Linked DNA regions of Mus musculus: all the other regions are linked to region 1. The links are chromatin loops, found by intact Hi-C in ENCODE. Cell type or tissue: heart. All regions are shown on one strand. Links, peaks and the distances in the headings refer to the core of each region. The heading gives the core; the rest is flanking DNA. Region 1 holds the start of Pth2r (parathyroid hormone 2 receptor). Region 2 holds the start of Gm39655 (a long non-coding RNA gene). Region 3 has its middle 270 kb from the start of Crygf.

Region 1 (10,330 bases), core at 1,025-9,024:
AGTGAGCTTTTGTGTCTACAAAGTACCTAGTATAAATTGCTTGGCTCCTTAAGTTTTAAAGATCATAATCAAATTATCCTTTTCAAGGCTTCCTGAACATTCTTTTAAAGTATGATAAACAAGTAGGTTGTCTAGTGTTCTTTCTTAATCCGTCTTCACATTCAAGGGCTGCTACTTTTGTAATTTAGGTTAATTTATCGTCTCAGTGTTATTGGGTACAATATTGGGAGCATATGCTTACTTGTGCTGAAATGTGACAAATCCTTCAGTTGAATAAGACTCTCTTTCTAAGGGGGGGGATTTGAGTGGCAGGTTATCTCTGTGGGGGGATGAAAATTTGAATGAGGGGAGGCATTCCCCACCACTGTGAAATTCCAGACAAATGTTAAGGGCAGCAGGAGGTAGGAAGTCAAAAGTGGTTGTCCAGGCTGGGGTCTCCACACCTGCTGTGCTCTGTCTCCATGTCAATGGACTTTCCTGTGTAAATGGCTATCACCACTAAAGCGGAACCTTGGTTTACAAATATTTTAGGGTTTTTTGGGGGGTGGGGTGGGGATGGAGGATAACGTTATCTTGTTGATATGTTTTCCAAACTTTATGCTCATAAAAGAAACTTCTAAAATAATAAAACTAGAAAGTATGAGGTATTATTTTGGTCAGCCATTTAGCTTCTGATGATGGCTCATTCAAACATTTTTTTTCATGTAAACTTCATTTCTTGGGGGATGATTCTTATCATTAAAGGTATTTTTATGGCAAGAAGTATGGTGGGAAATGTGTAGGAATGATTGAAATCTTGGAAGTTGAGGGACTTTTTCAAGCACCAATATTCCAAGATCCAGTGTGTGTGTGTGTGTGTGTGTGTGTGTGTGTGTGTGTGTGTGTCTGTGTGTGTCTGTGTTGGGGGATGGATCTATGATGCTCACCAATTCTGGAGAAAGAATGAGTCACCTCTGAGAATGCCATATGATTTTAGAAAGAAAACATGGAGTTGAAAGGGTGCCCAGAGTGAGCTTTCTGTCCAGCCAACACTGGACAGGACTCACCAGGTTGCAGCTGGCATAACGATTAGGAGAAACATTATTTTTATGGTCTACGTTAGGAGACAGATAAGCTCTTCACACCTCGAGGACAGGAGTTTGGTGGTTGGTGGCATCTAGTCATCACTGCTGAGAGCTGGTGGTCTGAGCCTCCTCCCTATCTGAGCTCTTAGATGCTCAGGCTTGAAACTACAGTAGAATTTGACCCAGGCATACAAAATCATCAGCTTCCAACTTTAACCTCCAGGATTCATTTTCATGATGGAACTTTCAAAACCACGTTGCAAGTAAGTTTGGAGGCTCTCAGGGGAAAGTGTATGTCCGAAGATTTGGAGGACATATTTGAAAACTACAGATAGAGAATGAAGAGGAAACAGCAGGTAGAAGAAGGCTGTCTGTGGGAAGCAAGCTGGAGGTGTCAGGTGGCTTGTTAGCCAGTAAGGTAACAAGAGATTTCTTACATAATTATTCAAGAAACAAACACAAGGCTTTTGTTATTTCACAAGTTAGGGAAAATATGGATTGAAGGGAGGACTGCCAAATGCACAATTGTCTAACTTTTTAATTTTCTTCAGGCTTTATCTTGGCTGAGGTGGGCCCTGTGTTCATTAGTTATGTCCTATAATCCCCAATAGAGCAACTTTAAAATTTGCTATGGCTTACTTTTCATTATGTTTTCTAAAGCTACAAATTAATTTCTGAGTATCTTATACTAGGCTTTGTACATTGTTAATTATAAATTGAATTTGATAGGCTTTATGAAGGTATTGACAGATACCAAGCCTGCTGTCATTTATGTAACTCTGTAGAGTGGATGATAGGAGTTTTGTTGGCCTGGTTGTTATCTCAGTTCTCACATCAGCATGGTCTCTAGACAGAAGCACTGCCCTTGTGGGGCCCTCTTTCCTTATAGATAGATGTATCTGGCCCATTCCTCCCTGTAAATGCCCAGGATTCTCCCTGCTCTTTGTTGCTGCTGCCTTTTTCCAGAGCTCCAGGCAGAGGACCTCCAGGACAGAGGCTCAGATATTACAGCTGAGGGAACTGGAAAGTTATTTGCCAGAGGTCCTTGACATCTGGGGTTGATGAATGGGATTCCTCTCTGGGTAAATGGCAAGAGGCTCTGCTCACTCAGCTGCAACTCCCGCTTTATTCCTTAACCCTTCTGGGGAGCTGCACTTGGGATTTTAGAGGATGCTATTAAACTTTTAGCCTTCAAAAGATCTTCCCCATTAAAAAGATAGATTCTTCGGCCGAGAAGACAGCTCAGCCGGCAAAAGTAAGCATAATGATTGGGGTTTGGTCTCCAGAGCTCATGTGGAAAGGTCTGGAAGGGATGGTGCATGCTTGAAACCCCAGTGCTTGGGAGATGGAAGACACAGATGTCCTTAGGATGGGTTGCCCAGCCAGCTTGGCCTTCTTGGTGAGTTCCAGGCAAATAAGAGACTTTGTTTCAAACAAAATAAAACATGAAAAAAAAAATCACACACACACACACACACACACACACACACACACGAGGGAAGGAGGCATCCCCACATAAATGAATATGCACACACACACATATATGAAAATAGACTCTTTAGTAAATAATGGTATGTTTATTCATTAGTCTGATAGCTGTCTATCTGTCTCAGCCATTTTTATTCTTAAAAGCCTCCAGATTATTTGCGTTTTGCTGCTTGGAAAATCCTGACTTGTAAAGAGAGGAACTGCCGATCAGGAAGCCAGAGCTGTGTGCATTAGCCCACGGGTCTGCACTAGCATTTGTTGTGACAGGATGAAAGTAGGCTTCCTGGACTACTGGCTCCCAGGGCCCTTAGAGCCTGAAAGATGTTGGCACCTTAATCTTACAGAAAATCTCCCCACTTTACTGAAGACAATATCAGAATCTTCTGGAAGCCTTCCTGCCCCTTTGTAGTCTGACTACTTGGTGACATACTTTATTTTATGACTTAAAAAAAATCTCTAGGAGGAAGGAATCCTTTGAAGAAACATGTTTCCACATCCTTGAGTTTAATCGGGGGAGGGGGAGTCACTTGTATTTTGGTCAATGAGAAGCTATTTTGTTATTTTAAAAATGTTACTTTTTTATGTAGAAAAATTTTTGGCGTCCAATGTAGGACAGTAGGAGTCTTACATGGATACTGGGTACTTAGAGAACCTGTTAAATTGCTATTAAATTGAATACTTTAAACAAGCTAATTAAAAATTATTAATGGTACAAAAGAATGAGAAACGATTTTGATGAAAAGATTCTACATTTTCCAGTTTATACAAAAAACAAGTATTCAATATTTTGGCATAAAATTGACACGATAAAATGGTGAGCTAGCTCAGTGGTAGACCTTAACTTGTATCTGGAGGCCCTGATTTGATCCATAGCATTGCAAAACAAAACACTGGTAGATTTAGATACATTAAAAAGGAAAAAAAAAAGCCCTTGACATTGATTAAAGTATTAGAAGTTAAGGTGAGAATAAAGGTGTACAGCCATAGCAGCGGTTATACAGAATATTGCAAGTACAGACAATATTCTTCTATTCAACATAGTCCTTTGCTCAGTCATAGATTGAGTTGTCACAACCACAATCATTATCATCATTCATCATCACCACCACCACCATCATCGTCACCATCATCAATAGTAACTATAATATATACACTTACTGAGCATCTCCCTTAGAGGGCGCTGCATCTTAAACTCAACTTTCCCGATAAAGTTTTGAGTGTACAACTGGACCTAACGCTTATGTTCTCCCAGAATTCATATGCTTGCAATCTAAGGGTCCAATAAATAGTAGCAATACCCTGATGAGGGATCCCAGAGAGATACCTTCACAGTTTCTGCCATGGGAGGGTACAGTGAGAAGAAGGGGCAGGCAGACCATGTTCTGACCATCAACTCTGAGGAACAAAATTACTATTAAAGCACGTGAGAGTACAGGAAGAGGGTTTAGCAAGAAGCTAGTGGTTTTGGAGTATTTGCTATAAGCTTTCATTTTGAGCACGCCTTTCTAAGAGCTGCATTTAAAGGATTGAAGGCAAAACCTGATGATCAACACAAAACCCTGTGAGCTTGGAGCTTCGGTGAGCTTGGAGGACAGAAGCTACGGTTTACTGCACCAGTCCGTCCTGATCAGAACGTGTCTTCAGAGGCAAAACTCCCAAAATGCAAAACAAAAACAAACAATAACCCATAACTGAAAAACAAAATCAAGCAAGCAAGCAAGCAAGCAAGCAAGCAAGCAAGCAAGCAAGCAAAAAACCAACAAAATGTTGCTAGAAATAACTGAAATATTTCTTTTGGGACTTTGAGCTTCCACAGGACTGAGTCCTTTTATCGTCAAAATGCTATTTCTCATTAGTAATTTGTGTGACACACACACACACACACACACACACACACACACACCCCTCCCATATCTGCCATATCATTGTAGTGAGGAGAAAATGAATCGGAGAACTTGTGCTGTGGGTAGCTGCAGAGACTAACCCTACAGGTCTCAGGAAGCCTTTATCACACTGGCATCTTGGTGGCAGATGGTCAGTGCGCATCTGGGCAGGAGGAAAGTTTTGGGCCATTCCTCTGAGGACTTAGGGCATTCCCAGAGATGGCTTGGGGACTCAGAGCCCAGTGCAGCGAAGCAGACACACCGAGAGTCAAGCCTGGCTGCAGCCCTGCTTCGGGATCGCATGGCATCTGAGCTCCTGGGTTGCGGACTGAGTGACTGGCAAAGGACGCACTGGCGTCCTCCGCCCCCTCCCTGCAGCTGTCCTCGGTAGAAGGCGGGACCACCCAGAGCCCTCAGGACGGGGTTCCAGACTCTGGGGCGCAGGCAGCCAGACCCCCGAGAGTCCTGGCTAGTGACTCCCGCGCCTCAGCTGCCCAGCGGTGCCTCGCTCCCCATCACAAGTTTGGTCCATACTGGACAAGTAAGCGAGCCTGGGATACAGACTGCTTTTGCCTTGGGCAGTTTTGGACATGGCCTGGCTGGAGACTTTCACCTACATTTGTGGATGGCTGATTCTCAGTAGCTGTCTCCTGGTTAGAGCGCAGGTAAGAGCTGGGACACCAGAGCGTGCTTCCCCAGCCAGAGAAGCAAGCCCAGGGCGCGCCGCACTGCACCGGTCTGTCCACATCCTCTTCAGGCGGGAGGTCCCAGCTCCGGGCGGATGGACCAGCTTCCTGGTGTTCAGGGATCTGGTAATGCACAGCTGGAGGGGGAAGAACTTTGTTCTTTCTGATAATCCCCGGGGTACTCGCTTCAACCACCACAGTAGGTTTTGTTTGTTGGCAATTCACCATCATGTTTGAGAGCTTAAAACTTCTAGAATCGATGATACAGTGTAAAAGTGTAACTGTTTCTCTCTCTGATACAGAAGCGCGTATTTAAGCAAAGGGGCTATACCGAATAAATACCGTATTAAATACAGCTCGGGTCTTAAACGTTGAATAGCAGTGGTTGTAATTTTCTTATTGCCACTGTCGCTTAGGGGTTTTCTGGAAGTTCTTTCATAGTGGGTCTCTTTAATGTGCACGGAACAGTTCATCTTCATTTTTTTAAGTCAAAGAATATGTTAGGTTTATAGTTTTATTTATTTATTTTTCAAACGAACTAGAAAGATGCTTGCAGTGGTGTGTGTTTTGTGGTTTGATTTGTCCTATGATTTAAGACATATCCGAGGTTATATATGTCCTGTTCGGTAGAGGGCGCACATTGACTGTCAAATAAAGATTCAATTGGTTTTAAAAAAACTTCCACAAAGTTAAAGCACCCATGAATATGTTCCGGTGGTACTTAAAATGACATCTTAGACCTTTAAATGACCAAATTGAATTTTAGTTATTCAAAAGATACAGTTAAAAAAATCCAATCTTCCAAAGTCGTAACAACATAAAATCAGAAGATATTTCTAGGAAATATCTTTCCTGAGACATGCTACTCTTACTTAGCAGGATCAGGACATTTCATGTAGACTTATTGTGTTGTGAAAAAAGAATGAGTGGGGAATCATACAATGGACACTTAAAAATATGTTCTCTTAAGTTCAAAAGAAGTTTCTATATTTGTAGAAGGAATAAGCAGGTATGGGGGGGGGGAGCCTTCTAGACTGGATGGTACATTTCCATTAGAGTAACAGATGATCTCCAAGGTACCACCTACATTTCTGTCTTAGGAGGTCCTTGGATACTATGTTAAAACCTCTATCTCCGTGTGTAAGGAGCAGATCTGCTCTGACCAGTTCTTTTCACTTGGTGTTCTAGGTTCCTTTCAAGAAATTAGAGATATTATTTAGCACAATAAAGAAACAAATTACTGTGAAGTCAAGCGTAGATTGTTCCAATTGCCTTTTGCTTTCAATAAAACAAGTTGGGTCTTCACTACAGCCTTTTCCTTTTCGAGCCACATACCCATTTCTTTTGGGGTTGTCTCCTGTAGTGACAGGACATTCAGCAGAGTCTTTGTACTCTGTCCACTAGAGGCCAGTGACACCCCTTTGGCCCTGACAGTAGCAAATATTTGCACATACTGCCAGATCTCTTTGGGTGTTGAAATTCCTCCTGGTTGGTAATTATTTTTTAACAAGGATTTTTATGTCTTTTTTTCCTCCTTTTCTTTCCCTCCCTCCCTCTCAGTGTGTGTGTGTGTGTGTGTGTGTGTGTGTAGGAATTAATAACCTGCTGTATGATTACATTATATACTAAATTTTTAATCTTTAAAGAAAAACTGTAGTCTTAAACATATTTATACATCCTCTGACTTTTAGGTTTTCATCTTAAAAAGAATTATACTGGACTATTTTTTTTTTAAAACTTGGTAATTCTCGGTTTATTATTTTGTGGTTATTACATATTCTGAAATTTCATTAGTTAATTGAAAGAATTATAGAGCTGAAATGGATTGTGGGTATTATTTATTCAAGTGCTACCTGTTGATTCTATTAGCTAAAGCATGGGAGACAAGGTGTTTATGAAAAAGTGAATGGTAAATATACTTCTAGCTATACATATATTTAAAAATTATAAGATATTGAAAAAATACCAAATAAGACTCATCTGAAAAGAATGAACTGGTATAGAATAGATGTTTAATTGTCAGTCGACATTGGCTCACGTCACTAAATAGATAATAACATGGACCAGTGCCCACCAATTCTTATAAAGAACGCTATGGGTTTTGTGAAGAATTAGCCTTGTCTTAAGACACAGTTCAGTACCCATGCACTCATACCCCTGATATCATTACAGACTCTGGCAGTGCATGTCTTAAAGCCCGGACATGACATGACACCAGGACTATCATATAAATACACATTGTGTTTCCTCTACTGTGCCAGTGAGCTACCAGGAAAGAGACTTTGAGATGGAGATAGGGATGTAAGAGGTTTGTTGAGGGATGGAATGATGTCTGTGGAAGATAAAAGGACCAGGAACAGGAGAGAGTTCACACATGTGATGCTAGCTCTAGGTCAGACTGGTTGGTGCACGGTGTGCATTTTAGGAAGTGGATATTAAAGATCTCAGAGTCCAGATAAAACTCCAGACACAGCTCACTCCATGGAAGGAAGTGTGTCACCCTGTACAGTACATGGTGTGAGCAGAGACCGATTTGCTGATTCGGCTTTCCTGTGGCCACTCTGGATGGGGTGCTAGCACTGCTGTGGTCACTCTTAGGGCGTTGGATGGAGGGAGAAACAGCCTCAGGAACCTGGAGCGCTGCATTTGGATCTCTCTGCAGTAAATCTTTGAGCACAGACCTGGGTCCCTCCACTTTAATTGTTCCCTTCTGTGCAGTGAGGCAGAGGTCTGTGAACTCTACTAACCTACCCTGAAGATGCAGTCTCCGGGCAAGTCAAACACAGTACCCCAGGACTCCACTCACTCGGTCACTAAATGCCCAAGAATGTGCTAAAGCACTTTTGTTTCCCATTTAATTCCCACAATAAACCCGTGAAATAGGCATTACTTACATTTTTATACATGAGGAAAGTGGGCTAAGAAATGTTAGAGAATGTACAAATGCAGATAGTTTCCATTAAAGCATAGGGGTTACACTCTGGCTTTGGCTTTCAGAGCTCCCATCCCCTGCCGAGCGTTCCCATCCCCTGCTGGGTGCTCCCGTTGTGGAGGTGGCACAGCTCAGCTAATTTATGAGCACACATTCCCTTTGTCCAGTAATGCTCACTCCTGAGATGTTGTAGACCGTAGAATTTCTCATCTTGGTCTATAAGGAGCACCAAAGCAGGTCTGTGCTGCTATAGAATTGGGCACAGCCTGAATGTTCATAATGGGGTACTGTATACAGCAAGAAGCAATGGGTTAAATATGGCTTCACCAGCATGATGAGATCACAAAGCAGGACGAGATGACAGAGAAGCCATGAGAGAATGAGGAAATACCATTTACATATGTTAAAACGTGTATAGTGCAAAGCGCTAATGCATGCTCTGTAAACGTGTTCAGATAAAAATGTGTGTCTCACATGACACGTAGTGGATAGTGAAATGTGAGTGGGAAATAAGGAAGAGAGCAGAAAAATCAGCATGTGGTCACTGTGCACTGTGCATTTTAAGAGACTGACGTACCAAGGAGCCATTACTGGTGGATAGAACCATGAGGAGAGCCCTAGGACCTGGGCAGCTAGGGCACTCTTTTGAGAAAAATCTAGCAGAAGCATGACTGCCGATTATCTCCCCACTGTGCAGACTGCTTCAAGTCTCATTGCAGCTAAGCAGGGGAGAGTTGTGGTTGTTGTTGTTGTTGTTTTGTTATTTACAAGGAAGACCCGTGCGTATCCTTGGAGGACATGGAGGACATCCCCTTGGAGGGATGGAGTCTGATGGATTTCTCAATGGCTATGCTAACTCTGGGCGGTCTCTACAGCCTAGTAGCCCAGAGGCACAGAGATGGACGGGAGTTACACTTTGAGTTTTCTTGGCGACTTATCAAGTTATCTTTAATTTCTGAGCACTTTCTCAATTCTTTGGAACTAAATCTATAACATTCTCAGGCAACACCCACACACTCTGATCACTTTCCTGTCTCTGGCCTCAGCTGAGCTACTCATCAGCTAGGACGCTGGTTTGTCTTTTCTTCTCTTCGTTCCTTTTCCTGACACCTCTCTGGTTTATTAAGTCTCTGTCTCTGTCTCTGTCTCTGTCTCTGTCTCTGTCTCTGTCTCTCTCTCTCTCTCTCTCTCTCTCTCACACACACACACACACACACACACACACACTTCATTTCTCCTTTTGAACTTCATTTCCTCCACTGGGAAATGGAAGTAATAATATCATTTATGTACAGAATGTGAGAGTCTTAAGTTTAAGGATATACAAACAAGAAGAAAACCAAAGTACCAGCTCTTTCTTTTCTCCCAGTTGGATTAGCCAGGCTCACCTCAATCACATGGTGGTTGGATTGAGATTGCATCTAGATGCGATCAGGAACTGCTGCAGGTTTTGAACTGACACAGGAGAGAATTTGTGAGGCCGGGCCCTCCATCTGTGATTTTCTCCTCTTAGTCCTCATGCCTCTCTAGAACCCGATTTCTTTCTGATAGCAATTGGATCCTTAAACCATATTACTTATGCCTGTTATAACATGTGTTATTAAGAGCATCTAATTAATATGATGTGAATCAGAATTTTTGAGAGGAACAGAAGCAAAAGTATTGGATTTGTTTGGCTATTTTATTTTATTTTATTTTATTTTATTTTGAGACAGGGTTTTTCTGTGTAGCCCTGGCTGTCCTGGAACTCATTCTGTAGACTAGGCTGGCCTCTAACTCAGAGATCCACCTGCCTCTGTCTCCTAAGTGCTGAGATTAAAGGCATGTACTACCACCCCCTGGTTCTTATTCAAGAATTTTAAAAGTCAATTTATGCTAAAAAAATGCAGATATGGCTGGCTAAATTATACCATGAGAGGTCAAGAACCTGGTCCTTGCCTGGTCCTTGAAGCCAGGTGCCGCATCAGTTCCAAATCCCTTGTCCCTTACTCTCCGATAGAAGCCTGGAAACACTGGCTCTGATATCAGCAAAGGACTCATTGTCACCAATATCAGGCTAAGTCAACTGAGCCGTGGCAGGGAAGGCCAAGCAAGGTGCAACGGGCTACCTGCCTCAATGGTTTATGTTCCTGAATGAAACACACACACACACACATAGTCTTTATATTTTAATAAGCAGCACAATAGTTGGGTGACTGCCTAGCCTCTCTGCTGCTAGAGTCGACCTCCCACCAATAATTCTGAGTTACTACTAAATCCTTGGTGCCGTCCTGGCTG
Region 2 (10,330 bases), core at 1,500-9,499, 1.3 Mb after region 1:
GGGTGTCTCCTCTCCCCTACAACTGAATGATTAGAGGACAAAAGGTAGCCAGGATTTGTCTTAATTGAGCTCTTTTCTGGAAAGAAACGTCAGGGATAAATAAAAATGTAAGCTCCGGGTTTTTGTCATCTTTAATGAGAAGTTGACATTATGCAAAAGGTAGACAGCCATCTAACTGTGGTCTTTAATAGAAGAAACTCTGCAGTCTGTAGTGTGTGGCCTTGCTCCCAGTTCCCTGTCCCTCCTGCAATACTCAGCTCCAGCAAGCACTCTAGAGTGAACACAGACATCCTGTTCTGTTTTGTATTCTACACATCATCAGTTAGATGCCTCAGATTATCAGTGACATTAAGACCTTGGTGACCTACGGCAAAACCCTTTACTTTTTTTGGGAAATACACTGATTTCTTGCCTCCTTTTGCTAGGCCATCATAGATATATTAGGACCTAAAAATGTGTCATAGCTTTAACTCCATACCCACCAAGTTCTGAAAATTGTCACCTTCTTACCGTAGAGTTCTGAGTCTATGCAGATATCCCTTCAGAAGGCAGGGCCTGGTGCTGAAAGAGACATGGCAGAAATGCTTGGTGTTTTGGTTCAATCTTCTCTTTAAGTTGAGGTTTCTGACATCTCTTTACTCTACCAAGTGTGCCGCCTATCCAGTGAGGCATGTCCTCTCACTCTCTTAAGGATGTATTGCCAGATTCCATCAAAATAACAGTATCTACCAACTCTTGCTTCAAAATGGCTTAGGCTTCCAAAGGCAGCTTCTTAGGAGAGGATTTAATAGTGTCTCAAAATTACTTCAGCTGAAAAACTGCCCTTAACACATTCTCAAACTGAGGCTTTGCTGAGAAACGAAGCCTGTTACTCGGAATGGTCTGTAGCACCCTGCCATTAGTCTGCTCTTCTTCCAGCCACTTACATAAACAGCTAATTCTTACTTAGCTCATGTTTCATTAAGAGAGGCTTTTTCACCTGTTGCTGGGTGCTAAATTAATGCATGATTGTTTTTGCTTGGTGTTATACAAGAAAGGGAATAGAATTCCCCTGGTGGCATTTCCATGCTCCTGGATGTCACAGGGTCCAATGTGACCTGGCTTTCTTTCTGGTATTTACAGCCTTCAGATGCTAATGGTCTTGGAGGCTTTAGTTCCATGCTACCTACAGAAGATGAAGAGGCAGACGTCCCAGGTAGAGACAGTGCCTGCTGCCCGGGAGGAGATTGCTGCCACAGCTGCTCTGGCCACATCACTACAAGCCCTTTTGTACAGTGTGGAGGTCCTCACCAGGTAATCTCACAGGCAGATATCTACAGCCTAAAACATGTATTTATTGAAAAGAGGAGGAAACTGGTTGTGACTAACCAACCTGGCCTTTGTTTATGGCTTACAGACAACTTTCTTATGGCTTATAACTGTAAATACTACCTAAATTACCTGGATATTTAGTGCTAAGTACTCTGAATAGTGAGTGACAGTAGCAATAATGATGACTTTTCTACATGATTACTAAACACACAATTACATATAACTTGATGAGTTTCTATGGAGATTTTTTTAGGCCAGTGGTAAACAAATCTTTAGCAAAGGGATTGTTATTGAATATGAAGATGCAAGCCACATTTTTAATTAGTTATTTGATTAGTTTTTAGTTTTTTGCCTTTACAGAAAGAGACAAAGGGGTGCAGGCAAGAGAGAGGACACGTTGTGAGGACCAGTTCTCCCCTTCCATCATGTGGGTCCCAGGAACTGAACTTCCTTTGTCAGGCTTGGGGCCAAGCAGCTTCACTCCCTGAGCCATCTTGCTCACCCTATTCAATTACTTTGAGATGTGTATTTGTAACTCTAACTAAGCATTCTTTTATTATTTTATTACTCATAAAGAGTAGGATTTTTACTGTAATTTTAGAAACTACAAATCAAATATAAACTTCAGAATATTACTCTATTATTGGGAAGAAGCCCCACGTGTGTACCAGAGTTTAGCCCTAAACAAAGTTCAGGAAGCTGTCCTATGAGGCAATTTTTGGGTGTAAATGAAAGCTGAGCTATCCCAGCAAGAAAGGCATGATGGGAGCTGTAGGTCCACAGAGGATGGCTGGCTGAGAGCAGAAAAGGCAAGAACAATTTGGGAACTGTCTGCTGTTAGCATTCTGCCTCAACTCCACACCACAATTACCTGGCAACAGCCAGATAGGCCTGACCCACTTATTTTATAAAGGGGCTGTTTGCCCCCTCCTCACTCTTTTGTTCTCTTGTTTGTCTCTTGCCCTCTTGGGTTCTTCCCTTCCTCTTCCCTTCCCTTCTCTATTCCCTTCCCCCTCTCTCCATGTGTTCATGGCCAGCCTCTACTTCTCTACTCTCTTCCCCTCTCTGCCTTTCTCTGACTCTACTACCCTCTTAATTCCCTTTCCCATGCCCTGAACAAGCTCTATTCTATACTACACTATGGTGTGGCTGGTCCCTCAGGGGGAAGGGATGCCTCAACATGGGCCCACTGAGATATCCCCTTCCCCCATACCTCACCACACACCCTCATAGATCATATTCTCTCTCTCTCTCTCTCTCTCTCTCTCTCTCTCTCTCTCTCTCTCTCTCTCTCTCTCTCTCTCTCTCTCTCTCTCTACCTTTTTATAAACACATTACGTGCCACCTAAGGAACTGCTGAGTTATCTTCTTAGTATCAGTTGGCACTTACAGTTTGAGCACAAGTCTTCTTTGAGGAGTCATGCCTTACTACTGAGAACCAAGACTTAGAACTTAAACTCTGTTATGTGTATAGAACTGGGAAGGAGCTTGGTCTGATAATGGCCTCTCAAGACTGAAGAGTTCAAAGCTGGACCACCTATCCTTTTAAGATTTGCAAACTTACTTAGGTGGGCTTCCCAGCTTGAGAATTTCAGAAATGTCTCCTCCTCTGTTGCTTTGTTCCGGAAACCACTGTTACTGTTGCAGGCCCATGACAGCCCCACAGATGAGCAGGAGTGACCAAGGTCACAAGGGAACCACCACAGCCAACCATACCATGTCGTCTGGAGTGAACACCAGGTAACTCACTGTGCCCTCTGCTTCTGTGGCCTCTCAGATGCAGTTCAGTAGCTAGGGATGAGACAAATCCTGAAAACAAAAACAAACAAACAAACAAACATTTCACAGCATTAAATATGAAACTCTATAAGGAAAACATCCCAAGATAAGAAAAGAGTGATAGTTTAGAGATACAGAAAATACCAGAGCTGGTTAGAAAATCATGATAAACTCACGCAGCCTTCATGATGTAGCACTTGTGCTGGGTCTGTTGGACTCCAAGATGACCAGAGACTTCACCAAGTCTTGGAGCAGAGAGACCCTCTCCTCCCCATCATGTTTGAAAATAAGACACAGATTTCAAAGTTGTTGGGTTTTTTTTTTTCATCCCCTCCTTTGGCTATATCCCATGAGTTTATATCAATTCGTACATTTTTCTTTATGCTCCTCATATGACAATGAAACAAGTTTTATAGGAACTATAATTGCTGTATATCTGGTGACCTGATGAAAGAAGACAGTACCTTGAAGGGTTAATATGCAATGTGCATTTATCAAAGTGCACCAAAGGCTTTGATATGAGCAGGCTCTGCCAAGGAATCCCCTTCTTGCTCTAAAGCCAGTTGCTCTTCTGATTCACAGGTACCCGGAGCAAGGAGCCAAGCTGCACTTTATCAGGTACGGAAAGACTTGCTCCGTCTTCACACCCTTTCTGAAGCACTGAGATGATTTCTTTAGACCTGGGTACCATGTCCATTTAACTAACTCCTGCGGTGGATGCATGATGTAACCGTTTCCATGTTAATCCTGAGGAAATGGCTCTGGGAAAGCCACTGCAGTGTGGTCTTCTGGGATGATAAATTTTCTTCATCCCCCAAAGGAGCTTCTGTGGAGCCCTGCCTACCACCTACCAGCTTCGGTGGGAAGCATATTTCTCTGCAATGGGACACCCTTCACTCATAGTAACCAAGTGCCCATGTTCTCTGAATCCTAGTTAATCTTTCCCAATCCCACAGGGAAAACCTCCATTTACTAGAGGAAGGGCAAGGCCTTCCCAGAGAAGAACTAGATGAACGAATTTCTCGAGAAGAATTCAGAAGACCCCGGGAATCTCTGCTGAACATTTGCACGGAATTCTATAAGCACTGCGGGCCGAGGCTGAAGATCCTGCAAAACCTAGCTGGGGAGCCACGGGTCACTGCCCTGGAGCTGCTGGATGTGAAGTCTCACATGAGGTACCCACGCAAGTGCCTCACCTCTGCCTGGGATGCTAAGAGCTTAAGCCATGTGTCTGTGTCTGTGTGCTGGGATGAACCAGGAAGTGGGGGATGCTCTGGGAGTGGGAAGGCTTCCTCCAGGAAAAGGAAGGAGATTCTTAGAATAATTTGTTTCCTGTGACTTGGGTACATACCATTTAGATCCTTCTGGTAAAGTACACATTTTATCTATTAAAGAGATCTCAGAAATAGAAAATGTTTTAAAAATGGGAATTCAGTCTGTAACTTACTGTCTGGCAGATTTTTAAATGTGATCCCAGAGGACCTAGTAGCTGATTTCTAGCAGTTTTTAAAGGATCATAAGAATTCCTTCAAAGAAAAAGTTCATGGTTAACAAAAGACTTACTTTGAATGCTTAATCTATCTACAAAACTAAATGTTCAGTTCTCACCAACCTCTCCAGAAACTGCATTATAATTTGCCAAAACACATCAATTTCCTGAACAGTAATGGCTTTTTTTTTTCTTAAAATGATCATCTGAAAGGGATTTAGTAAGTGCTAGGTGAAGTTACAGAGGAGGGCAAAAGCATGACCTGAAAGCAAGCTCTTTCCCTGTCAGCCCCTTGCCTTTGCTGAGCTGTGGGCAGACACCCAGACATGCCCGAGAGCCCCAGCCCTCCCCTCCATACTGTGCAGTGCTGGGAAAGAGCTTGTTTCACTCTGAGGAGTGCAGCTCCTATACAGAAGGCTGCAGTGTTTCAAGAACCTGTTGTTGCCTTGGCAACTGAGGGCTCTATTTATTCTAATTCATCCAAGTAATTCTGTGAATAGACAAACATTGCATTCAAAGATAGGCATTTTGTGAATGTGTGTGTGTGTCTGTCTCTGTGTATGTGTCTGTGTGTCTATATGTCTGTCTGTGTCTGTATGTGTGTGTATATATGTTTCTGTCTCTGACTGTGTCTGTGTGTCTCTATGAGTATGTGATTGTCTGTCTCTATGTGTGTGTCTGTGCGTGTATGTCACGGTGGGTCTGTATCAGTATGTGTGTCCATACGTTTCTCTGTAGTTTTCATGCCTCTATGTGTCTGTATGTGTTTTGTATCTCTGTATGTGTTAGTGTTGTAAATCTGCATGTATGTGTCTGTGTGTTATGCTATGTGTGTTTTTATGTGTGTTTGTCTATTTCTGTGTATACATCTGTATATATCTATACATATCTGTCTGTGTATGAGTATATTTTGTGCATGTTTATGTGTGTCTAGGGTTTGTAGGACTATTCTATGAAAATGTCTTCTTTGGACATTTAAGGGAAGGAAAAATAGGGACTGGAGCACCCTCTAGAGGCTAACACTAGAGCTTAACAAATCCTAAGGGACTACTTGGTACTTGGTGTAGATTTAAGGTTCAATAGACATTAATACTAATGAAAATGATCTACATTATATTAGACATTAGTGCTGCAAAATAAAGCCCTAATTTTCAAGGTTATCATAGTCCATTTCAAAGGAAAAAATAACATGTTTGCAAGTACTAATATCACTTGTATAATTAACTGTTTATTGTTTTCAGGCAACATATAAACTATATGATACAAAGAGATAGAATACACTAAGTAGATTAGGAAAAGATAGTGCCACATGTACATATTTATGTTTGTGATGAGATTGGCACAAAAATTAATATGAAATTATATTAGATTTATTTCTGAACCATAAATTTGATATTGACCTTCTGGAGTCTTAAAGTAATTAGCAAAATATGATCTGCTATAAAACCATAATGCCAATAGAAGAAAAAAGTAATTGCTTGGTGAGATGACACTTATTAAAAATAATGCCGTCCATGGTGTTAACCCCAATAAGCAGTGAGCTAAGAAACAGAAGGATCAAAAGTTCATGGCCAGTTTAGTCTTCACAGTTCTGGGATAATTGTGGCTACACAAGGAGACCCTAGTCTCACTACAAACAAACAAGCAAGTAAATAAAACAAAGGACAAACAAAGTCTCCCGGTTGCTATTTGTTGAAAAGAAAAAGACTGGCACAAAGAACAGTGTCCCCCACAATTCCTCTCTAATAGATAAGGGAACAGCTCCGTGTGGCCATGTAGATAGTTGACATAATGTCATTATGTGATTTGTCACAAGCAAGCTTTCCAGAGCCAGGATAGGGTGAAAGGACAGCTACTTTAGAGGCTGAATTACTCAGATGATTCAAACCAAATGTCCCCTATTACTGTACTACTGAACAACAAGCTTTTGATGAAGACAAGCATATGCTTCTTTGACGAGTACAGATGTTCTGTGCTACACTGTGAAGGGGGCAGATCCAAATACATGGAGGCAGTGCCTACATATATTAATGTTTCTTGTAATGTGCGTGTGTGTGTATGTGTGTGTAAGTCAAACTAATCATAAATTTTATAATGTGAATCATATTTAAAAGTTTAAGAATAAATATTACCCAATCAGAAAAAAAAACTTAATTGTAAAAGGGAAAATGGGGGTTATATATTCCAAATACCACAGAAGATGTTTGCTCAAATAGTTTGGCTTAGGCCTTTTAAAGAGCTAGGAAACAGTGTTGAGGGAGTCTATACTCTTTGCATTTGCACAATATCTGATTGATTAATTTCAAGAGTCTCAGTGAAAATATTCTTGATTAGAGAGACTCTCTGGCCAAAAGGAATTTCCTGCCTTATTCTGTCCTCCTGCGTTCTCAAAGCAGCAGCATTTATGATGTTTTTCCTTCCTTTCTTTCCCTCTCCCTCAATTATCCTCGCTTTCTTGTCCCTGTTCCACTTTTTGTCCCATGCTATTTGTCTTCCCCTCCCTTCTCAGTGAGAAGAACTCTTGAGTTCCCATGGAAAAGGATTAACGATTTTCTTCTTTTTTTATTTATTACGTATTTTCCTCAATTACATTTCCAATGCTATCCCAAAAGTCCCCCATACCCTCCTACCCACTTCCCTACCCACTCATTCCCATTTTTTTTCTTAAAACACGAATCAGTGTGCAAATGCATGCTATCATGGAGGTAGGGTTGAAAAAAAACTGTATGAAAGGGAAACTTTCTTGTAGGCTCACCACTAATCCATTTTTCATCATGAAAGGCTAAAGAAATTTACATGTTAACCTCTAAATGTTATTTTTTTTCTCATTTCTGGCTCTAACTATTGTTCTCAAGCTTACATTAGATAGATCATTTTTCAAACATGTCCCAAAGCTATCTTTAAAACATATCTCTTAAGCCAGGCAGTGGTGACACATACCTTTAATCCCAGCACTTGGGAGGCAGAGGCAGGCAGATTTCTGAGTTTGGGGCCAGCCTGGTCTACAGAATGAGTTCCAGGACAACCAGGGCTACACAGAGAAACCCTATCTTGAAAACAAACAAACAAACAAACAAACCACATCTCTTCACTTGATCTTAAACAAAAGGCTGAGAAGCAATTAAAAAACACATCTCTTTAGAGAACTAAACTCTGGCACTTATTCAGCTACATAAGGAATTGCATTTAGTCAGATTGATTCACTTTCTTCAATAAACTATGGCTTACAAGAGTCCAAATTGGTTATTGTCACAGTAGAATGTCTGGGAATGTGCAGGGATAAGGTGAAGGTATCTAGAAGAGTCTATGTAGATAAAACTGCCCTTATTTGGATACAAGCCATCTAAGAAATCATTTTTGTATGACATGCAAAGACATAAATAATACAATGTGCTGACTATTTGAGTCATTTCTTTATGGCACCCATGCTCACACACAATTTCTAGGACAATGGCCCAGTTAGGAAAGAAGCCGGTGGTTATGAAGGGACAGTAAGTATTTCTTGGCCATGAATGGTTGTCATGAAGATGATGAATTGACCTTATGCATTCAAAATTAAGCATAGGAGGAAGATATTAGAGAGAATTTAGGAATCTAATATGACAGCAGCATCTAACAGTACAGACCTCTGAAGGTATAACCAATTCCCTTAATAATAATGAGTGCTTCTATGTGTGAAGCTAGTCAGATGGAATACATGTTAGGGCATCTAAGCTTTGGAGAGATAGGCAATGGCTTAGATGTTCTTCCTAAAGTGGAGTGCCTAGAGGGCAGGCATACTGTGGTTCCTTTTGAGCATTTATTTGCCTCTCCTAAACTACTAACTTTTCTCTTTATTAAAATGCTATAGTTAATATATGAGAAAAGTAAAAGTAGAATATTTCCAATGTACTACTTCTAATTAATTAATAGATCTCCACAGGTGTGTGTGCTCTGTGTGTGTGTGTGTGTGTGTGTGTGTGTGTGTGTGTGTGTGTGTGTATGTGTGTGTGTGTATGTAGAATTATATTCTCTGGCAATTGAGGATAAAGGAAATCGGCAGAGTTCCTCTCTAGCATGCACAAGTCCTGGGTTTTATTTTCAGGCATGATATCAGAATCTGTAATTCCAGAACTTGGAAGAATGAGGCAAAAGAATATGAAATTCCTTTTCACCAGAAAATATGAAAACCAGAAGATCCTGGACAGATGTTATACAGACACTAACAGAACACAAATACCAGCCCAGGCTACTATGTTAATGTTTCTTGCCAGCAAAACCCTCAATTACCATAGATGGAGAAACCAAAGTATTACATGACAAAACCAAATTCACAAAATATATTTCCACAAATCCAGCCCTTCAAAGGATAATACAGGGAAAACTCCAACACAAGGAGGAAAATAACACCCCAGAAAAAGCAAGAAAGTAATCCTTCAACAAACCTAAAAGAAGATATCCACAAGAACAGAATCCCAACTCTAACAATAAAAATAACAGGAAATAACAATTACTTTTCCGTAATATCTCTTAATATTAATGATCTCAATTTCTCAATAAAAGGACATAGACATCCCTTCTGGTCAGCCCTAGCACCAGGTCACATTGAGCACGGAGTCTGAGGACACCCCCAAGGTCCACAGAGCACTCTTCCCGGGATCTCAGGACCTCTGGTGAGTGGAACACAACTTCTGTTCCAATCCAATCATGAGAGACCTGAGACAGCATTAATTGGGAAAGCAGAAAACCTGGACTGACCAGGGTCACAAGTCCCGTCTCGTCGGCCACAGCACCGGGTCACCTTGGGCACGGAGTCTGCGAACACGCACAAGGTCCCCAGAGCACTCGCCACGGAATCTTAGGACCTCTGGTGAGTGGAACACAACTTCTGCCAGGAGGCAGGTTCGAACGCCAGATATCTGGGCACCTTCCCTGAAAGAGGAGAGCTTGCCTGCAGAGAGTGTTCTGACCACTGAAACTCAGGAGAGAGCTAGTCTCCCAGGTCTGCTGATAGAGACTAACAGAATCACAAGAGGAACAAGCTCTAACCAGAGACAACTATAACAACTGACTCCAGAGATTACCAGATGGCAAGAGGCAAACATAAGAATCTTACTAACAGAAACAAAGACCACTCACCATCATCAGAACGCAGCACTCCCACCTCACCCAGAACTGGGCACCCCAACACACCCGAAAAGCTAGACCCGGATTTAAGAGCATATCTCATGATGATGGTAGAGGACTTCAAGAAGGACTTTAATAACTCACTTAAAGAAATACAGGAGAACACTGCTAAAGAGTTATAAGTCCTTAAAGAAAAACAGGAAAACACAACCAAACAGGTAGAAGTCCTTAAAGAAAACCAGGAAAACACATCCAAACAGGTGATGGAAATGAACAAAACCATACTAGACCTAAAAAGCATAGTAGACACAATAAAGAAAACCCAAAATGAGGCAATGCTAGAAACAGAAACTCTATGAAAGAAATCTGGAACCATAGATGTAAGCATCGGCAACAGAATACAAGAGATGAAAGAGAGACTCTCAGGTGCAGAAGATTCCATAGAGAACATTGGCACAATAATCAAAGAAAATGCAAAATGCAAAATGCAAAAAGATCCTAACTCAAAACATCCAGAAAATCCAGGACACAATGAGAAGACCAAATCTATGGATAATAGGAGTAGATGAGAATGAAGATTTTCAACTTAAAGGGCCAGCAAATATCTTCAACAAAATTATAGAAGAAAACTTCCCAAACCTAAAG
Region 3 (10,330 bases), core at 1,468-9,467, 340 kb after region 1:
AGTTGTGATGACTATTCATGAGTATGGAAGCAATTATGCCTGAAGAATGTACTGAGCTAATCTTTATGTCTTTTTGTACCTTTCTCATTCTGTAAATACTCCGACTTTTCAATATGTGTAAACTAGGGCCTCTAGATGTCACTATTTCTTTATTAAAGCATTCTATAAATAGGCACTCCAAATACTTGATTCTTATCCAAAATCTATGTGAACATTTAGTCACTTCATGTACTAACAAGTTTAGAGCTCTTGTTGATTTACTAAGTGTGCTTGTGGATTTAGAGGACTGTTTCTTCCTTAGCACCTCTCCAGACAGTCCTATACCACATATGCCTTCACTTCCCTGGGGTAAGCAATGGGGCAGCATTGGGGAAGAGTCAACCATTTCATGCAACTATGATAATTTAGTATTTGAAATGTATCTATTTTATAGCCCAGATTCTAAGTTGGCTATTACAGCAGTTCCTAAGATGTCATGTCTGTGAATAATAGGTCTTATTTTTTAATCACAAATTATCCTTATATAAGGACATGCCTAACATATTTATTAGATCCCTAATTGTCATGCTATTTATACAATGATATTAACAACACATGAAATTCTATGAAGTTAATTGTTAGCCAGATTTAAATGGGAATGTTTTGAAGTCATCTCAGCTGCTCCGTTTCTCTAATGAAGACAGAAATGGATGGCATAGCACATTCCTATAGTCTCAGCACCCTGGAGGATGAGGCAGGATGGATGCTGGGAGTTTGAGGACTTTTTGACACTTGAAGGAGTAACAAGATAGCCAGAGCTGATAATGACAGTGAGTCTAAAAACAAACAAATGAGAGGAAAAGATAGAGAAAGAGAGAGAAAACACAAAAGGAAAAGAAATATACAATACACCAAAATGCATTGCAAGCAAGATTTGAGTCTTTCCTACTGCTACAGACAAACTGTATTAATGTGAATGTTGTATTTTGATGGCCAGATTCTTGTTTATAACTTCACTTTCATGAAGATCTTCTTGGGTTCTACTATCTCTTCAATTATGTTACAACTATTTAACCAGAAAGCCATTTCCCCTCCCCCTAAGAAATGTAATTTTATGTTAAGTAATAAGGAAGTTAAGTATATAGTGAAATGTGTCTTAAATTGAGACTGTAAGATTGAAATAGAATGATTAGCAAGTAAGAATATTATTTTAAATTGTGAAAATTATGAGGGCTCGGGGCTGAGGAGACAACTTAGTGGGTAAAATGCTTGATGCTCGAAATGAAAACCATAGCTTGGATCTGCAGCATCTACTTAAAACCCTGACCTAGTGTCAAGTTTCTGTAATCCCAGTGAACAGCAGGAAACAGCAGAATCTCTGGGGCTTGCTAGCTAGCAAGCTTAGTTAAAATGATAGGTAACAGGTTCAACTTAAGACCATGTCTCAAAAAAAGTTAAGGTGGATAGAAAAGATATCTAACATAGACCTCAGAAGTACACAAGCACACACACATGTCAGCAAATTCATGCACTAATGTATGTATCTCCACCCCATATATATATATATATATATATATATATATATATATATATATATATATATATATATATATATTACACACGTAAATGAGAGAGGCCTTTGTAGTGAATGACATATTATTTTCACTAGTCTTTGTAATCAAAATAAGACTAGATAATAAGGTTAGTCATGTATAACTAGAATTATCTATATTATTTTTAATAGTTATGAAGATTTGTGTTTAGGTATACTTAGTACCAAAGGCTATTAGTATGAACTAGACATTTAAGACAGATAAAGCTCAATAATTCAAAAGGTAAGGTTTAGCCCTTGAGTTCTATACCACAGCAGTAGTGCCATTGAAGTGACCTGTCATTTCTCCTTATTCTGCAAGGTTCAAAAATCATGAGGTGAATTAGCAGACCAAAATTGATGTTCAAAGCAGAGACACAAACTGCATTGCTTCAGTGCTTGCTTTCCAATACTGGTAAAGTATGTTCCCGTGAGAATCCTCTTAGCCATCTAGTTTAGGGTTTCTTTTGCTTCAAAGAAACACCATGACCAAAAGCAACTTGAGGAAGAAAGGCTTGCTCCCATCTCTTGCTCAGCCTGCTTTATGATAGAATCAGGGACCATGAGCCCAGGAATAGCACCACCTACTGTTGCTCCCCACCCCCACCATCAATCACTAATTAAGGAAATGCCTTAAAGCCAGATCTTATGGAGACATTTTCTCAGCTGAGTCTCCATCCTCTCCAATGGCTCTGGCTTGGATCAAGTTGACGTAAACCAGCCAGCGCACTGTCCATTCACATGTCGCTCACATTGGCTTACAAACTTGTCTTTCCCAAGTCCTTCCAGATTTTGGTGTACCATATTTTGACCTCATAAAACAATTTAAGAAAAATACTTACTTTCTCTAGTTTTGGTAAAATTTCTGATAGATTATGCTAGACTAATTTTTCTTTAAATATTTGAAATGATTCCTGTGAATATGAAAGTTGTGTGCTAGAAAGCTTCTTTATGGAAAAGCTTTAAATTTATTGATTTAGTTCTATGTGCACACAAAATCACAAAGACTGTGACAGCACACAGGACCTGCACAGGTTCAAGTCAGACAAAGTCCTGGCACAGAGGACAGAAGGTAGACAAAAAGTCCCAAGCTTAACCAAGAAGCTATCAGTTTTCTAATCTGGTGTTACTGGGTCTATCAGCTCATTCTCAGGGTAGACTCTATGCCCAGGAGGAATTGACTTAAAGTTTGGTATAACTAAAATATAGATTAAACTAATAAGCAACAGAGTTGTGGTATACATTTTGTTATTTTGTGTTATTGTTACTTTTGTTGGTCTTGATATTCACTTCTTTCTATAACTACTTTTTAAATGATGTGAAAAATTTACACAAATCTATACTCTACACGGAGATTACTCCAGCCCCTGTTCCCCTCCTTTCCTAGTTCCTGCATCCTCTGCACAGTTTCACTGACATTCATGTCATAAATAGAGATGATTTTATTTTTCTTTATAAAATCTAGAAATACAATACAGAGAAATATAGTCTTTGTCTCTTTGAGACTGGCTTAATTCACTTAATATGAATGTATTTGATTGCAAGTTAAGTTTCAAAAAAATCTAAACAGATCTAGTTATGCACATGGCTTTCCTAACATCCATGGCATCTTCACGCACTTTTCTTCCCATCTCTTACGGGTCTGTAGTGATACTCCTCCTTTACTTCTGACATTGCTAAATTGTGTTTTGTTTTTCTCATTTTTCTTTAGAGCCAAAATTGAACTTATTTCACTTTCTCTGTTATGTATGTTGCCTTTTGCTAATGCAAATGTGCCTTATATTTCATTAAGCACTTCTCATTTAATTATTTTCTCCTTTGATAGTCTTTAGACTTTAATTTAGAAATCTTTATCTAGACTTTGAGATGACAGATTAGCCCACCGATTTTTAATATTTTTTTCTTTTTCTAACATGTTCAATAAGACTTTAAAAGACAGGCAGGCGTGGTGGTGCACGCCTTTAATCCCTGCACTCGGGAGGCAGAGGCAGGCTGATTTCTGAGTTCGAGGCCAGCCTGGTCTACAAAGTGAGTTCCAGGACAGCCAGGGCTATACATAGAAACAATGTCTCAAACAAACAAACAAACAAACAAACAAACAAACAAACAACTTTTAAAAACACAGTTGTGCACTGTTTAGCATGACGTTATGCCATAATTTTGTTATTTGTTTATCTGTATTCTAAATTATATAATTCTTTGATCCAATAATTATTTAAAAGTATGAAGCCTAATTCAGTTTTCTAGAAAATTTTATCATGCCAATTGCTTAATTAAAATTTAGTCATTTGTTTTATGAATTCCAAAGCCATTTTCTATTTCCCAGAAAACATTTGCTACTCTTAATGATTGTGGTGATAATTTCTAATTTGCTAATTGATGAACAGATTTTAATGAAATTTGTTATCAACACTCTCTGAGAGAGTCAAAAAAAAAAAAAAAAAGAAAAAAAAATCCCTTGCCATTGGTGGCTCATTGAACTTGCAAACTTCGGGCTACAGTTGTTAGGCTCTATCTATCGTCTTTTGCTGCTTTTCTTTAATCAGTAAAGACTAAAAGACACTAATAATAAATTAGATTTCTACAGTAATGACAAGTATCTTTCATTACATAGTGCCAGACTGAGGGAGCTGTAGTAATTGATATTGTGTTGTAGCCTTTTCATGGGTATGAAAAGTACAAGAATGGTTTGGTTGGATGATGTATATTTTATTCCATTTTTTTAGCATAGAAGCTATAAAATTGAAAGTATATTCCCTTTGCACTCCCTAGCTAGGGTTATTTACAAGATTTATATACATATAATTAAGTATAGATTCAGAAGATAAAGTAAGAAAGAAAGGAGGCTATGGTTACTACTATCTCTAACTTCTGTCACTAAACACTATTTGAAGTATCTGGCTATTTTTCAGTGTCTTTCTTTGTAACACATCTTTACAGAACACAAGTAGTTTCCTTGTGGCTGAGATCTGTGGAAGAGTTTTGAAAAATCATACTGATAAACAAAGTATAAGCTTTGTTACCTCAGTTTTTTTCAATAATTCTGACTGGCAGTGAGTACAACAAGATCCATTATTTTCTGGTTAATTTATCATAGTTAAGTTTCCCAGAAATTTGATTCTGATCAATAGAATTATGACATATTTAAATTCATCATTGAATATAATTTTCACATATATGCAAAATTATCTGAAAGTGTCATTTTGCTTTCATTACTCATGTATAAAGTGGTGAATTGAATAATAAAATATTTAGTGTAAGAAAGCACAGAAGCCAGACAATAGTAAAAAGGTTTTTTGTTTGTTTGTTTTTTTTTTTTTAAATAAGGAAGGTAAAAAAGAATAAGAAGGAATGATCAAATTGGAGTTCTCTACTCAGGGGATTTATTCATTGTAAATCAAGAGAAAAGTAAATAATAATGGGCAATTAGAAGAATTCTTGCCAGCAGTCCTATATTGGTTATGAGTATTTGGGTACATATAAAATTAAAGAAATAATTCAGTATTTAAAAGCTGATTATTTAAAATAAAACTTCATCATTGCTGATGTAACTGATACGATAAGTAACATTGAGGAGTCTGAGGGACTGGCATGGATTTTATGTTTCACAAAATGTTATGCTACATTTATTGTCACTGAACTACGAAAGAGTTTGTCTCTGTCTCTACATCCATATGTACATGCATGCACTAGTCAAAATATAGAGAAGCAAATTTTGAATGAGAAAATCAAAATAGAAAAGTGGAATTATGTAAATAATCCAAATAAAAACAGAGAAGGCAAATACAGGAAAAAGAAGCAAACACAACAGTTGAAGTGTATCTGACAATGTTTGCTAGAGTGTCTGAAACAGATTTGTATGTAGAAATTAAAAGGACAAATATTCAATAGTTATGAAAAATTTAAAACCATATAAACAAGTGATTCAGCAACATGGTGAAAAGTTTACTAATTGTCTTTGAACAGATGACCTACACTAGCAAGCATTTTATTTAAATTAGAATTTTTAAGACAGTATATCCAATTTTCTTTTCAAGTATGCAGAATATATTCACCAAAGAAGACTGTATGCTGGGTCATAAAATGTACTTTGAGGAACTTGAAAGAATCAAAACCATATGCAGAATATTCACTAATCTCACAGAACTTGGAGAGGTGGTCCAGTGGTTACAAATATGGACTGCTCTTGCAGAGAACCTTAATTTAGTTCCAAGTCACTGCATGCCTGTAACTCCTGCTCCCTCTTGTGGACTCCAAAGAAATATTCAACCACACATGTACAACCCACACACAGACGCATATACGTTAGTGGAGAGCATTGGACAATTTGCTTATAATCACTGCAGCTGGGGGGCTGTATCAGGAGTCTTGCTATGAAAGAAAAGGTACTGTGTGTGACTCTCCATGTGATCTGAATGCTGGCAGTGTCATTTCTTCATTTTACTTGTTAAATAAATATTACTTTGCACATGCTCTGACCTACTTGAATGAATTAGCTAATAAGGTAACGTTATTAGCATGCAGCTGACATTTGAAGGCTGTAGTGTCTGTGAATAGATAAAGTGAGAGGCAGAGATGACTGTGGATGGAATTCTAGAGAACATCCACAGGGATGGGGCTAAGAGGAGGATGAAAGTGACTTAGAAGCTGTTAACACAAGACACTTTTGGTCTTCTCTCTTTCCGTAGAATTTCCCCAGTATGTGTCAGAGTGAGATTGAATAAGAGAGACAAACTCAGGCACACTGATCTCTGGCAGAATCCAAGTTAGGGTTTATCAAAAGACAATGTATATAGCAAGAGAGTGGAAATGAATATTATATGTTTTAGAAATATAGTACCATACAAGCAAAACAATCTTCAACTTCATTGGTGAAATAAGAACACATCTTTTTCATGTACAAGTATGGGTTTAGGCAGCTCCAATGTCTACTCGAAAGCAGAGCAATGTGGAGAGGAAACCTGTGTAATTCTTCTGGTACCACTCAAAGGTTGGAAGAAGACGCTGCGTCCGTCTTTTATCTGACTCAAAGTTGCAAAAGAATATGGGGTAGTGCAAGTTTGACTAAATGTTCTGCTGTCTGAGAGAAATCAGTCCATTATCAAGTTAGAGGTGGGACTGATGACAACAGCATAGCCCAGAACACTTCAGACACACACATCTCGTCCACTGAGGAGACCACCCCTCATTTCACACAGCTGCTATGTGCCCCATTAGGTTCTGAATCTTCAGTTTAGATACAATCCTTTTCAACAATCATTTCACAAATGTTTGATGAGAGTGTCTATGTCTTGCCAGGTGCTGTGCTATGTGTTTGGTATAGGTAAAAAAGAAAAAAAAAATCTGATGGTGGAGCTTAATTATAGTAAGAGGCTAGTATATGTGCTACATAAAAGTCAAACTTCACTGCTTCAGATTATTGATGGTGGAGGGTACAGTGAAGTATATGGAGTATCTCAGAATTTAAAGGATATAAACATCATAGCATGTATATTATCCTTGCTGGACACACCTTAGAAAGCTATGGTAAATAATACCTTGACCATCTGTGAGGGTTAAATCCTATTTGCCAGCTAATAATTACATTTTTAACTGAAATTATTCTCTGACTAATCACTCCTAGTTGAAGTCACCCAGGTTAGCATCATTAGTTCAAAGACTGTCTATTAGTTTGTGTCTATATACTTAATCTGTAAATAATTATTATGGTGGTTAAGTAGTAAACATTTATAATGACATACAGTTGTATAGATATATTTCTGGAACAGGATGGTTTCTGAACTATACTTAGAAGATACCTGCAGAGCATCACTGGATGAGGGGGTTGGCATTTAGTCCACTTGTGACTTTATTCTGCACATGCCTTTTTGTATCTTAAGTGAATGCTGTATGAAAATGATCATAAGTAACACAATAGAGAGAAAATGGAGAATGACATGAGTCCAGGTGGCTGATTGACACACAGAATCCTCTCATCATAAAGGATAATTATGTAGTACCACGAATAATGTAGGCAGACATCGGTGTATGCTCAACAATGGGACCATGTTACAGTTGCCACAGCTGGACACTGTATTAACAGCTCAGCAATTTAAAGCTCCATGGTTATAATTCATCGGTGGTTCAGTAAAGGCCTCTAAATGTTCTATCACAATATTCATGTTTCCAAGCAACTATTTCTATAGCAGTGTGCCACTAACCTATGATTAAACAAATTACACAGGGGGGTTGAGTAATAGCTTTTTGGAAGATTTAAAATTCATGAAAAATTTCGCATCCCCATTTTTATTTTAGTATTTCATTAGTTTTGTCCACCTTCCATTGAAGACATTAAAATTCCAGGTGTGTTACACAGAAAGAGAAAACAAAGCATTTCAATGAAAATAATAATGAAAATGATAATGAAAGGGTCAGAATGAGAAGAGATGATGGGCTGTATACAGATGAGATGACGGTGTAATTCCACCTCACATGACAGCATCCATCCAGGCAGAGAGCGGAATGGTGACCAGCTACTCCTCAGGGGTGGAGACAAGGTTAGAGAGGTCGTTTACCTGTTCATCATTGTCTGGAAAGGTGGGACGAGAATGCTCAGAAGCTTTCTCAACTAATAATTGTATTGGTGTGAGTGATAACCAGGGATAAAAGGATGAAGGAACAAGACATGATTAACATAGGACTCACTGGGAGCCCTGTGCTTTTGCAAGGGCCAGTAGTTTTGGTTTTGTTTTGTAAATAAACTTTATGTATTTATTTACGTGTCTGTATGTGAGTGCCATAGGGTATACATGAAGCTCAGAGGAAAACCGTGGACATTAGTCACTGCTTTCTATCTTATCTGAGACAGGGCATATTACTTATTATTGCATATGCAGGCTAGTTGGCCCTCAAGCTTGTGGGAATTCTCATGTCTCTGCCTTTTACCCCAACCCAGGAGTCTGGGATTACAGATGCATGTCAGTATGACTTTACATGAGATGTGTGGATGGGAATACTAGATCCTAGCTCAGATCCTTACATTCACTTTATCCACGGTGTCATCTTCTCAGTCCAACTTCTCAGTTTTGAAAAGGAGTTTGTGAGTTAGTAAGGCTGGATTGAACGCCAAATAAGGATCAGAAATATTGATTTTTTGGACTGATTTTGTTTGTTTGTTTGTTTGTTTTGTTTTGTTTTAATGATGATAGGGGTCTAGGAGAAACTCAAGAGATGATTTGATGTCAATTTCTGGACTCATGTAGCAGAAAGTGAGAACTAAGTCTAATAAAATGTCCTCTGACCTCTACACATGCCCTGTGACACATATGCTTTCTCTCTCCAATAAGTTTTGTTTGTTTTTTAAAGGGGGTGCTATAAAGGCAAATGTCCAAGTGGCAAATGACTTTCAATGAGCCTCATAATACTCCCTCCCCTATGACAGTGTCATTTCATGAATCACAGAGGCAGACATTAGAGAATTCTCAGGGATCTCTGCTCACTATTGCAGTCAGTGATAGAAATTTTCCCATTCTTAACAGTTCAGCAAAGAACTCCAGTGATAGTAACTCAGTAACAGTTTAATAATGTGCTGAGTGTGTCAACCTACACTTTCCTAATAATATCAGCCTAAAGATGAGAGTAAAGATGTCACTTTGAAGTGACAAGGAGACAAATAGATTTCCTTTCCACTTGTAGTCAGAATGAAGTAGGTAATAAATATCAAAATCCCTGGGTAAAATTAAGCCAAACCTAAATATAATGTGGTAAAGTACATTTAAAAGGCTATGTGTATGTATGTGGAAAAATGTGTAGAGCATATTCCATACAACAAACAAGGTCTATAGCCTAGGCAGGAAATAGGAGGTGTGGCATTTGGGAGGCAGAAAGGATCCTGGGAGAGTGCAGGTAGGAAATTGACCTAGAAAGATGTGACAAGATGGTACCTGAGCAATTGAGGAGCTCAAATCAGCCACAGGGCAAAATGTCGATTAAGATAAATGGGTTATTATAAGTTATATCTAGTCAGAGAAGAGCCTAGTAATACGGCCAAGGTAAATGTAAATATATTTTGGGTTTGAGACCTATTTCTGGGAAAATGGCTCTGGGAGAAAGAACCAGACTTAACCTCTATGCTCCTTTCCTCTAGTTCCTCTTCCTTTTTTGTCTCCTCTCTCTCCTTTTTTTTTTTACTCCACACTTCTCTCATTTAAGTTGTTATTTTTTCTTAGTCTCTCCAAACTTATCTGTCTCTGCTTCATCTGTTAAGTGATTGAGCAGATTATTTATAAGCAGAAAGGGAACAATAAACTCCATCGTTGGCTAGCACCTTGATAGAGGATTGAAAGACTGCTGGAAGAGTTTTAAAAGTGTAGAAAGTTTGGCAGGAGAGAACAATTCAATAGGTTGTGGAGAAATGATAAACCAGACAAGGAAAATTCCTAGAAGGGAAGATGTGATGGAGAGCAGAACTGTCAGCCTCAAATGTTCCCACTCTATTCAGTACCTGTCTAAATGAACAGGACTGAGGAGCTCAAATGGTTTATGTCAGCCATGACTTGGCCCTTGTTGCTATAGCTTCTGACATTAAAACACAAAGCCAACCCCCCAAAACAACAAAACAAAACAAAAACAAACAACAATAAAATGTGAATGCTGGAGATCTGAACTCAGGTCCTTATGTTTGCATTTCTTTAGCCAGCTCCCTATTCTTATACACAGTTGGGTGTTAAATTATAGTCTTTTAAAAATGATCAATTTCCATAGCAGGACTTTTACTTAACT

Evidence for each region. Hi-C counts contacts between places; a loop is a spot of excess contacts. Peaks named below come from ENCODE experiments on the same cell type or tissue, not always from the same donor. Only the 100,000 strongest peaks of a DNase experiment are listed, where the experiment ranks them.
Region 2: it touches region 1 in a loop (6-fold over the local background); 6 of 42 quality-filtered maps call a loop at or near these places.
Region 3: it touches region 1 in a loop (2.5-fold over the local background); 13 of 42 quality-filtered maps call a loop at or near these places.

Annotation. Positions count from the first base shown.
Region 1 is chr1:65,306,571-65,316,900 of GRCm38, forward strand. It overlaps Pth2r (parathyroid hormone 2 receptor), which reads left to right and starts at 4,687. Exons shown (of 13, transcript NM_139270.2): 1 at 4,687-5,100. The coding sequence starts at 5,026. In heart, for the core only: a CTCF peak has its summit at 5,751; no DNase peak of the experiment used is centred there; H3K4me3 peaks cover 1,082 bases; H3K27me3 peaks cover 1,704 bases.
Region 2 is chr1:66,650,338-66,660,667 of GRCm38, forward strand. Unc80 (unc-80, NALCN activator) reads left to right here. Exons shown (of 65, transcript NM_001368824.1): 48 at 1,123-1,293; 49 at 2,959-3,051; 50 at 3,673-3,708; 51 at 4,047-4,265. It overlaps Gm39655 (a long non-coding RNA gene), which reads right to left and starts at 2,980. Exons shown (of 3, transcript XR_865491.2): 1 at 2,876-2,980; 2 at 511-561. In heart, for the core only: a CTCF peak has its summit at 5,607 (motif pointing left); no DNase peak of the experiment used is centred there.
Region 3 is chr1:65,648,844-65,659,173 of GRCm38, forward strand. No RefSeq gene overlaps it. Among named protein-coding and RNA genes, the nearest start is that of Crygf, 270 kb to the right of the region's middle. In heart, for the core only: no CTCF peak of the experiment used is centred there; no DNase peak of the experiment used is centred there.